2 separate regions of the Homo sapiens genome follow, and region 1 is linked to region 2. A link is a loop called in an ENCODE intact Hi-C map of the cell type or tissue named here. Cell type or tissue: endothelial cell of umbilical vein. All regions are shown on one strand. Links, peaks and the distances in the headings refer to the core of each region. The heading gives the core; the rest is flanking DNA.

Region 1 (5,303 bases), core at 248-5,247, 460 kb before region 2:
AGTCTCACTTTATAATGCCCTGTAACAAGGGTTTATAGACATCAAGAGAGTACATATGTGGCTGTAATTTTTATTGAGAATATATTACCACATGCCGTTGGAGCAGAATTGGAAGTGCTTCATTGGATTTAACCAAATAAGATGATCTATACTTGCTTGCCATTCTATCGTGTGCAAAGCTAATATTGTGTAAGGTTACAAGCCCCAGAAAGAGCAGGCTCAAGTTTCAGTCTTCAGCCCACATCTCTTTACCATTTTAGGAGCCACTGCATTTTTCATGCAACAGTTTTTCCTACCTGGTTTTTGGAGATAATAAAGATATGCATATGCTTATGAAAAAATAAGGATAAGTAACCCCTTACTTTGTCTTCTCACTATACTTCGTAGCATCACTGTTAAGGATATTTAATCAAAAATCTTGCTGCGTTTTTCCAAGTGCAGCCTTGGGAGCACCTGCATCAGAATCTACCTGGGGTGTGTATTTAAACCACAGAATCCTGACCCTGTTTTCTAGGCCACAATATCTAATCTCTGCAGGTAGTGGGGGTGGGGGTAGGGGTGGGGCATGGGTAAATCTGGCTTATTAACAAGTCTTTAGAAAACTGTAGTTCAAGCACAAATGTTTTGTGGTCTCTACATTTTATTGCTCACCTTTGCATCAGTTTGCAAACGATAAGAATGTAAGACGGGAAAGAAGAAAGGAGCTATCCACAAAAGGCATAACCAGCCTGTAGATAATTTATAATTAGCTATATATATTTTTCCAGGCAGTCTCTTAAAAAGTTCAAGCCCATTACACATCGGTAAAAATGAAAGAATTTGTAATGATTTTTAGTGGTTCAAACTCATTATAAATTAGTAAAAAATCAAAGGATATGACTCCTGGGAAAATTCTAGCATTATATGCAAGTATGCATAGAAACAGATTCGTGACAATTAGGGCTGTTGGGTAAATACTCTCCATGTCCTAATAATGCAGTGAACTTTCAAATACCTTCAGCAAATCTTGGTTGGTACTTTATTTTCCCATCACATAGTCTATTCAATTAACTCTATTGACATTATCACAATCTTTGTTTATTTATTCTTCCAGTGAGTTTATCTTCCTGGGTTCCCAGGACTCCTGAGACACAATGAAATGGGCTCTAGTGCACATTATTAATGTTTATTTGCTGCCTAATATATGGGTTGCCTCACATTATGAAAAGAGGTTCAAAATATGGCCTCCCGTAGTGACTGGAGGAAACACCAGACTTCCCATTGACCAGATTGGCAACGATTCAAGATCATTTGCTCCCATTCTCTCATCTTCTTCCCTGTACACTCAAATTATGTAGAAGTGATGCCCTTAGTGTTTAAGAACATCCAAGGGAACTAGCCCTGTTGTTTCCTGCCACTCAGGTGTATCTGGAAGTCATTCACGCTTTCTCCCACTTGAAGCAACATTCTTCAACCACTATTTGTTATAGCCATTGCCAATGGACATTTCTGAGTTCAAGGGTTTGGGCTGAGCTCCTGGGGCCTGTTGCTGCCACAGTCGCAGAGTCATCCCCTCTTGAGGACACAATGGTCTTGCAGGTGTGAGGGCCATCAGAGAGCCTTTCTCCCAGGAGCTCTGCTCAGCCCAGGGCGCTCCACAGTGAACTGGCCTGGACCCCTCATGACAGCTCTCTAGGCTCTCTCCCACGGCCTCTTCCTCAGGGACAAACCAGCCCCCAGGAGTCCCCAGGTCGTGATCAGTTCCAGAATCCACTCTCAAAACATGAAGTTACCCTGCCTCAAGGTCACAAGACTCAGGCAGAGGCCAGATTGTGTTTAGGCCTCTATACATTTTGTGATTTTATTTCAGAATCTTTATTTTTCTTTCTGACAATTTCTAATGACTTAGAATCAGAAGGGCAGAGATTAAGAATCTTATTCTTTCCCTAACTAGAAAAATCCAGGGCCTTCTCTGATTCCTCATTCTCAGTAGCCTTTAAATTCTTCATAGCAATTTTTCATATTAAATTTTTCATATTAAAATTTTTCACATTAAAATAAAATCCAACCTATTAACATAGCTTATTACATATATATATCTCATCATATGATCAAAAATATAATACTGCAAAAATTTTGTTAGTAACACCAAACAAATGACACAATTATAAGTATTTCTGAATTCTAAATACTCTATCAGAACAAGAAAAGAAATGCATTAAGGGAATTCTCTGCTTAAGACTCTGTGCTAGGCATGGTCCAACATACTGTAAATGTAAACTGTTCTTAGGTGAGTTAACTCTTTTTCATAGTTTTGAGCTTCCCAGAAAATTATATAAATGCCCCCCCTAGATTGCAGGCAAAAGATTCCGCATTTAAGAGAGTCAGAGTAACGTTAGGCTTCAGCCAGTTCTAGATGTTTACCCAAGAAACCAACTTATTGTAGAGCTATGAGATCACTTAACAATTTCTTCACACAGATGTGATATTTTGTCCAGACATCTAGAATGGCCCTCTGTTGCTTACCATAGTAAGACTAAATTCGTCCATTTGACTTTCAATGGCCTTTAACATTTGGACTCTGCCAGATTCCAATGTGATTGCATAAAGCACTTTTAATTCAAACCTCACCATATTGAATGGTCTCCACCCACTCAACATTCTCATAAGACCTATTTCCCCTTCCATGCCTTTTCCTAGGATACCCTTCCTTCCCCTCCTGGCCAATTCAAATCTCACTCTCTCTTGTAAGGCTGTATTAGTGCATCCTCGATGGATGCTTCCCAGAGACTATAAACCAGCCCCCCTCCAATACTGGATGTAACCTATTCAGCACAATTTAGGCCTAAAGGCAATCACATTTGGGACAGTTATTTAACAACCTCTAAAGCATAGTGCTGATTTTATTGGGAATATAACACACCCTTGGGATTCAATGGTTCAGCATTTTAAAGTTTATGGTATCAGGAGTGGCTGTCAAGCTCTCATCATCCTGCGATGATTTATGCATTGCTAAGGCTGGGACTGAGGTGGCCTGTACCCAGGGAGCTCAGGGGTGGGGCTTTCTCCAGTCTAGTGAGTGGGCAGAACAGGACAGGGCAACCTCCACTTCTGCTTGGCCAACCTCTGTCATGGCTCATATAGCGACTTCGAAGGTAGGGTTTACACTCTTTTTGCTCTTTTTTGAAAAATATTGTTAATAGCTTTAATTTCATGTTTATAGAATCACTGAGATTCCTAAGGTATTCATTCAATTGTTTGTTTATTCTCTACACAATTTTATGGGGGAAGCTACATGCAGTTTTTTGCAAAAAAAGCTCACACATGTGAAGTCTTAGCTGTGATTATTACATGCAATGGATATTTTGTTAACTGATATGTGTGTGTGTGTGTTTAGGTATATAATTTTCTTCTAGGCAGGAGCTTTAAAAATATTATTCTTGTGTAATAGAAGTGGCAAATCAGATTTTCTTTTAAGAAATTATGAAGTATACTGGTAGCAGGAGAAGAAACAGAAAAACAAGAGTAAGGAAATACAGAGAGGACTTGGAGGGGAACCCTAATAGCAGAGTTCTAGAAAAATTATTGGCAAATTCCTGCCACAGAAAACAGAAGGAGCTAACCTGGTCTTCGAATCATCTGGTCCCAGTTCCCTGTAATCACCTTTTCCCCATAAATCTAGATGTGTGGCTTTCCCAAGTCTGGGTTCCACATGGGTGAGTTTCCTGATATCCTGTTTCCCTGCACAGCCACATGAGAAACACCTTGTTTCTGAGGCAATTTTAGTGAGTCTCTCACTTTTTTTTTTTTTTGGCAATCAAAAAAGTCCAATATGAGTCATTTCTGTGACCATCTCTCATAGAAGATGATTTTAGGATGATAAGCATTTTTGATTAGATTTATTTTGAAATAGTTACTGACCCACATGGTGAGAGGTTCATGAGTGATGAGCCTTTTGAAAAGCATGTTTGTGCTTAAAGAGATTTACAAGAGGACATCTTCCTGTTAATGTGTCACTTCCCTTTGACTCAAAGGAATTCGGTGGAGGATAGTAAGTTCCAAAATAAGCTGACACATCAATAACTACAATAAATCCTCCCAACTGATCTAACAGAGGAATCCAACTGAATATTCCAAGCTCACCTTCAGTAGATAGAACAACTTAAGTCTTTTGGAATGAGACCCTTTGATTACTTATGACATTTGTGAGTTTCACTTAAACCCAGGGGTGCAGGAAGGGATGCCCTGTTGTATTCTCTGTTCTTTGAGGATTGTAGAAAATGTCCAAATATTATGCTTGTGCTATTCCAACCTGGCCATGATTTAATACAAACACAGATAGACACTCTCTTTTTCCATTTTTAATTTCTTCCTTCCCTCCCTTTCTCCTTCCCTTTCTTTCCCTTTATTTTGTTTTTCTTCTCCTCACCATCCCTCCTTCAAAAAGTGTGTACTAAAACATGTGCAGTTTTAACTTCCTGCTGAAAGATAATTCCCCTAGATGAATTATGATTATATTTTGTAGAGAGATCACTGTTCACAAGCCATAGAAGTAATACGTGTTGCTTGGCCAAATTTGAGCTGGCTTTTATCTCTGGCATTTCCTCATTTCAGGAAAAAGGTTTTGAGGCTCTTTACTGAAGCAACATCAGAACTTAAGTCTGGTCAGTTCTCATATAGAACCTCAAGATACCAGTGAGAACTTTTTTTGATGGCACCTAGGTCCAGTTTCAAGTTTACCTTTGAGCCTAGCTATAGTTCAATCTTCCTGGCTTATTCCTCAGGACATGTCAAGAGGTTATGTTAGAACTTCAAAATGACTTATGTGGTAGCAAGAATTAAACTATTATCCTAGTTTAAAAACTTGAACTCTACAATAATGCACCAAACCTGCTGCTACCATCCACGCTCAGCAGGACAGGGGATGTTTGCTAGGAGTAAGTACAGAAGGTCACTGTTCCCAGGCCACAGCCCTCAGCCTGGTCCATGGGAGCCTTCATCATCTGCTCCCAGCTCACTTGCTCAGACCCATCTTCTCCCACTCTTTCTCTTCCTTTGTTAGTTTCCAGCCACAATAAATGACTTGCAGCTCATTCACAGTTCCCTCAGTGGCCTCGTTCACCTCCATGCCTAAGCCTTTGCCCATGATTGATCCACTGCATGGCGTGCCCCTCCTGGTGTCTCAATCTTGGTTTCCCGCAGACGCAGCATCTCATGTCTTCTCTGGCCTTCAATGTAGGGGAGTGCTCCTTGCATGAGTCCCCTACCGTCCTGACCATGACATAGTACTTGTTGCACTGGTTATAATTGCCTCTCTATTTTGT
Region 2 (5,303 bases), core at 114-5,113:
ATTTTTTCCCTCCCGAGGCTTGTGAGCAAGGCTGTATCACAGCCTGCTCTGCCTGAGTAATTCACTAAGAAAGTCCCACGCAAACCCATGTGGGTGATAATATTTCATCACTTAAACCTCTATGAGCTTGGTGGACACATACCAAAGAGAGAGAAAAAGAGGTGCAGAAAAATGGGCAAAGAGAAATTTTGTACCTCACAGGGAATACCTCTGAAATGCTGCTGGGTGGGAAGGATTGGACAGAGGAGAGACTGTGTAAGCTGGAAGGAAAGATAGCTGGAAGGGTGTTTGCAGCACATTTTCCTTTGCTTTCAGAATTTTAAAAATGTTTTGAATAAGTCAATCATGAAGGCATGGCAAGGGTTAAGCAACTAAGCCCCTTGTTGTTCCCTCCCCCTACACTAAGATGCAAAATGCTGGACTCATCCAAAAGTCCAGCATCTCAGATTTGTGGGTCTATGAACATTTTCAGTTAAATAAGCAACACACACATGCAGTGTTTCGATTTGGTTTTGTTTTCCTCACCAGGGTCCTGCTTAAAATATGTTGCTCTTTTACATATGGGCAATAGTTATGTCTCTAATGTGAATGTGGAAAGCCTCGTTGTTTATAGAACACATTTAAACTTACCATGGGATGGGGGCTGGGGGAAGCCTCCCTGTAAAAAGCGTCTGTTCCTTTAATTTTCCATTCTTCATCAAGATTTCACTGTGCCTAGATATGGTATAGTCAATGGTAAGGGTATACACAACTACCATTTACAGGGTGCATTCTCTGAAGCCCTAACTTTGCATTTGGACTGCTTCCAGGGGTTTCTGCAGAAAGCAGCAAGTGAGGTCTTAAGGTTATTCCTCCTTTGACCTACAGTAGAGGATCTTTCCTGCAGTAGAACTATAGGTTTGGCCATAAATTATCTTGATTAATTTTTTAGCTTTAATTTCCCTCCTTAGGGTCCATTATTGATTTATAAATGCCCTGGCACAAACGTCCATCATCCATGCCTCTTCCATTAAAGTGGTGATGAAAAAGGTTAAATATTTTGGGAGAAAGGGGTTTTAGGTTCCTACAAGTAGCAAAAATTCTTAAGGTTTAACCCACAAAATTTCAGAGACTTCTTCCAAAGTTCCTGAGAACTTTGGCACTTCTCATTTTGGACTTAGGAACCAGTCGAGTACGAAGAATTCAGAACTACAGCTAGGAGATCACGTGCAAGTATTTTTTAGCAGAAGAGGGGCCAAGACAAATATGTGTTTTCAAGAAAAGTGCCTGGGAAGGTATTACTGCAGTTCTTTAAATATTACAACGGACTTTCCACCCTGGCATCTCCACCACCCCCAGCCCAGTCCATCCACTGCACAGGCCGCAGACCACTATTAATCTCTTTTCCCATCTTTCCCACCATTTCTCTCCACACCCTCAGTTCGGAAACAAACGCATCCTCAGAAGCCGAACACCATGTTCCCACAAGGCATTACAGAAAGAACCTTTTTCCTCCCTGTTTGAAGTCACTTGTCATTTGTCGCTGGTGGAAACTGTTGATAAGGCAGGAAAACTAGGCAACAAAATCAGGGGAGATGGAAGATGTTTTTGTTACGACCCGGGAGACCGTATTAGGGAGAGACTTGTGAGCAAATCAGTATCGCTGATGATTCATAGTCACATTTCTCCCTGCTCCGCTTTGTTTGCTTTTGAAATTTATCACTCGTCTGCCTTCCATAGAGCTCCGGAATGTTCACATGTATCACTAGAATTTCCATTTCCTTTCCTTCTGTCTCATTTAATGTATTACAGGTAGTCATGCTTCTCCCATCTCATAAATTCCTAACTTTTTCTGCAGGATGAGAGGGAGCAGGCGGTAACTGATAATCACCAAGATTAGGGCGCTACAGACAGGGGCTTCCAGTACGCGCAACTGCCTTTCCCTGGATACACTGACAAGGAGCAAAAGTCTTTGGAACGCGCCCTCTTGTGGCCGCTCTTCCCCATTATTCACGGAAGAGAGCGTGTAACCCCTAAAGGCATCCCTAAAGGAGGGGTGATTCACAGAAAAGTTCGGAAGGTGGGATTGGAATGGTGGGAGTCAGCTTCATTTTGAGATGGCTTTCTTGGGGTGGGGAAAATGGTCATCCAAGCAAAGCTTCTTGGATCCCTGTCTGGGCAGTGCAAACTTCTAACTCAAATCTTCCATACATAGTATCCTCCAAGGGGTAGACTTATGTGTTGCGCTTAACAACACCTAGGCTACGTGAGCACATCCATTTCTTGGTGTGTCATTTGTCTTTCTTTCCCTATTCTTTCTACAACAAGTGCTATCAATTGCTAAGCTAATTACCAGAACCCACATCCAGGTTTGACAGCATATGGAGACTTAGAGGTACATTATTATTATGCATTGATTGACCACCTACTGTCATGAGTCAAAATAAAATAAAAATAAGCTGCATCAGCTGAAAAGGCCACTGAATTTAGCTTCATGACATTTATAGTGATAGCTTGGCTTTACCCATCCCTTCTATCTTTCCTTGTGAAGAACTCTGTAGGCCTTAAGGTAAAACATTGAGGGTTTTGTGCCAGCCATGCAAAGAACACACTAACCTTGGTGAGAAATCTTGGGTGATGTGACATATATAAAAATAAAATAATTTTTGTTTGTTGGGATACATTTCAGAGAGCCTTAGAGTGATTCCCTGCTGTTTAGTCAATAACAACTCGCATCAACTTTACAAAAATTGAGCACTTTCTACCTAAACAGGATGGGACAAACTCAGTTAAAAGAGTCCTCAGCACTTCAGCTTTTGGAGGCTCTCTACTTCTGTAGCCAGGCCTTGGCTTTATCCAACAATCAAGGAGAGAAAAGGCAAAAATTAAACGTAGCCTCAAATTGAAGAATCTTGAGGTTGAAAGGGGCTGCTATGGGTCTGCATCTGTGGCATGCTCATGGGTGACAATGTCTGGATTCTATGCTGCACAAAATGGTTATAAGGGAAAGAAAAATGCATTCCTTTTTCTATTCTCCAAAAACTCTTGACATTCCACATAGTTGGAATGTTATTAAAGTTGAATTATTCCAAAAGCAACAAGACATAGGTCTTTTCTATTCATGTTCATATATTTGCTACAATCATTTGGATGATAAATGTCTTTTCTGGACTAGCAAAATCAGCAGCAAAATGCTCACGTGGTTTTCTGCTTGAAGAGTAGACAGTCCATACAGCAATCATTAAATACATGAAATTACATTAAATCAACTTGAAGTTGATGTGTGAAATCCCTCAGAGAAAAATAAGCAATTGTAATAAGTGTTTTCTAAGAATCCAAAGTCAAGTTGTAAAGTCAACCAGGAGTTTCCCATTACAAATCTTAAACTTGACTCAATGTGAACGTCCAACGAATCGCTTTTTCAAAAGTCGCTCATTTTTTTTCAAACTAAACACCTAACTGAGAAGTAAAAAAATGACAAGATCTCATACAACTGAGAGAAGACTGTCACAGAAAGGAAGACCACACATAAGAAAGAATGTAAATGGTCAAATTTTTTCACTGCCAAATCTCTAAATGCTAAGAGAGTGATTTGCTATACAAGTCCAGTAAGTCAGAAAGAGGGGCATATTGCTAGTAACGGTAGTGCGGTTAAAAGTGGTCAAAGGCATAGGTATACTTAGTCATATGACATGGTTAAAGGCAACTGGATACGAGCTGTCATTGAATCCATCATGTGTGGAGGTTGGTATACAAAGACAGGAAGCAACCCTCTAGACCACTGAAATCTGTTTCACATGCACAGCCAAATATTGTAAATATTTTCTTTTTTACCTTTTCCCACCATGAAAAGTTGAGAAAAAAAAATGGGTGTCAACTTGAAAAGTTCCAACCTAGCTTTCTTCCTCAAAAAGCTCCAGAAGATAAAGTCCTAATGATCATGCCTTTTGGGGCTGGGTTAAGAAAGAGCTTTAGGGAAAGAAAGTAGGATCTTCCCTAAGTGAGAGAGGCTTCTGGTGAGAGAGCCAAACTGGGAAGCTTGTAGGACACCAGGGCTTCTCCTGCAAGGGGAAGCCACACAGCCAGCAGGCTATCTGCACCCCCGGAAAGATGCCCTGGTCTTTCATGGTTTTCTTGAAAACAGAACATCTGAGTCAACAGGTTTTCAGATTGGAAATTCTGAGTGTTGCCTTAATTGTTTATACTGCTGCGGCAAACTTTTAAACAAAAATGCTGGGAGTCCCTGCACATACTTTACTGGCCATATGCTCTACCAAACAAAACAATGGCATTCCTTTCAAATGGAGTTGGCAAAGGATGCAATTCTTTAGCCTGGCATTACCATGAAAGTAACACGGTATTAACACATCTGTGTGCCTGACGTGCATGGGCTTGCAGGCATGCAAAGGATCTGTGTCACTTAACTATAAAAATAGCCTGGCTCCAAGTCCATGGGCCCATACTTTTGACAGGTATTGCTATTCAGCAACAGGTTAGTGTGGTCCTGGGCCAACGATTAGAATCTATTTATTAAAGTTCTTCCTCTTAAGGATTGAGTGAGTTCAGCGTAGTATCTGAGAGTACTTTGTCAAGGTTGCGTTCCTTGGCAGAGAGCTCTTAGTAACTTTAGAAAGAACAAAACTGGTTGTTTTATTTATTTTTTTTTCTTTCAGAGAGCAAAAGTCAGTGTCCCAAAAGTAACTGCTGGTTCAATGACAACTGTCCCCCAAAGTAGCTCTTCCCTGTCTTGAATGTGGTGCCTGTGCACTTATAGACATTTTCTAAAGGTAAAAATGACTGTCACTCATAAATATGCCCTGCTTCTCCAATGTGGCCCCAGATTGGACTTTTAAAGGGGAAGGTTTGTTTTAAGAGAGTGACTTCATCTGTGCCATTCCACTCCAATCCTGGTACATTCACCCCTCTACCCTCAATAAAAACTTGGATGGGGTCCGGAAGCCTCCTCTGCTCCCCTAGCACCCGAAAATGCCGCGGCTTTCCTCCGGCTGCTCAGATCTGGTTTCACAGGCAGGGCAAGGCAGCCCCTCACAGTCTGCCTTCCAGCTCAACATTGGCCCCGAGCTTCCTCTCTGTGTGACCCGCTGGGTTTAGTAAGTGTAAGCCAGTCATCTCCAGGCAGAGCTCGACCGAGAATTCCTTTTCTGTAAAGTCCTCTCCCCCTCCCCTGCCTGCCCTCCGTCGGCTAGTCCGCTACCATCACCTAATAACTAATAACCTTCCCAGGCAGTTTCCAGCTGAAGGGAAAAGAAGTTCCTCCTGGGACTGTCAAAGAAATATATTTTACCCTCCCACCCCCCACCCCT

Evidence for each region. Hi-C counts contacts between places; a loop is a spot of excess contacts. Peaks named below come from ENCODE experiments on the same cell type or tissue, not always from the same donor. Only the 100,000 strongest peaks of a DNase experiment are listed, where the experiment ranks them.
Region 1: a loop joins it to region 2, with 3 times the contacts of the local background. A loop is called at or near these places in 7 of 110 quality-filtered maps.

What each region holds. Positions count from the first base shown.
Region 1 is chr7:41,235,220-41,240,522 of GRCh38, forward strand. No RefSeq gene overlaps it. Among named protein-coding and RNA genes, the nearest start is that of LINC01449, 140 kb to the left of the region's middle. In endothelial cell of umbilical vein, for the core only: no CTCF peak of the experiment used is centred there; no DNase peak of the experiment used is centred there.
Region 2 is chr7:41,694,655-41,699,957 of GRCh38, forward strand. The region is part of intron 2 of INHBA (inhibin subunit beta A); the gene reads right to left. All of the region lies in intron 1 of INHBA-AS1 (INHBA antisense RNA 1), which reads left to right. Among named protein-coding and RNA genes, the nearest start is that of INHBA-AS1, 3.4 kb to the left of the region's middle. In endothelial cell of umbilical vein, for the core only: a CTCF peak has its summit at 1,995 (motif pointing left); DNase peaks (open chromatin) are centred at 1,737, 3,677, 4,247 and 4,997; H3K4me3 peaks cover 3,371 bases; H3K27ac peaks cover 4,391 bases.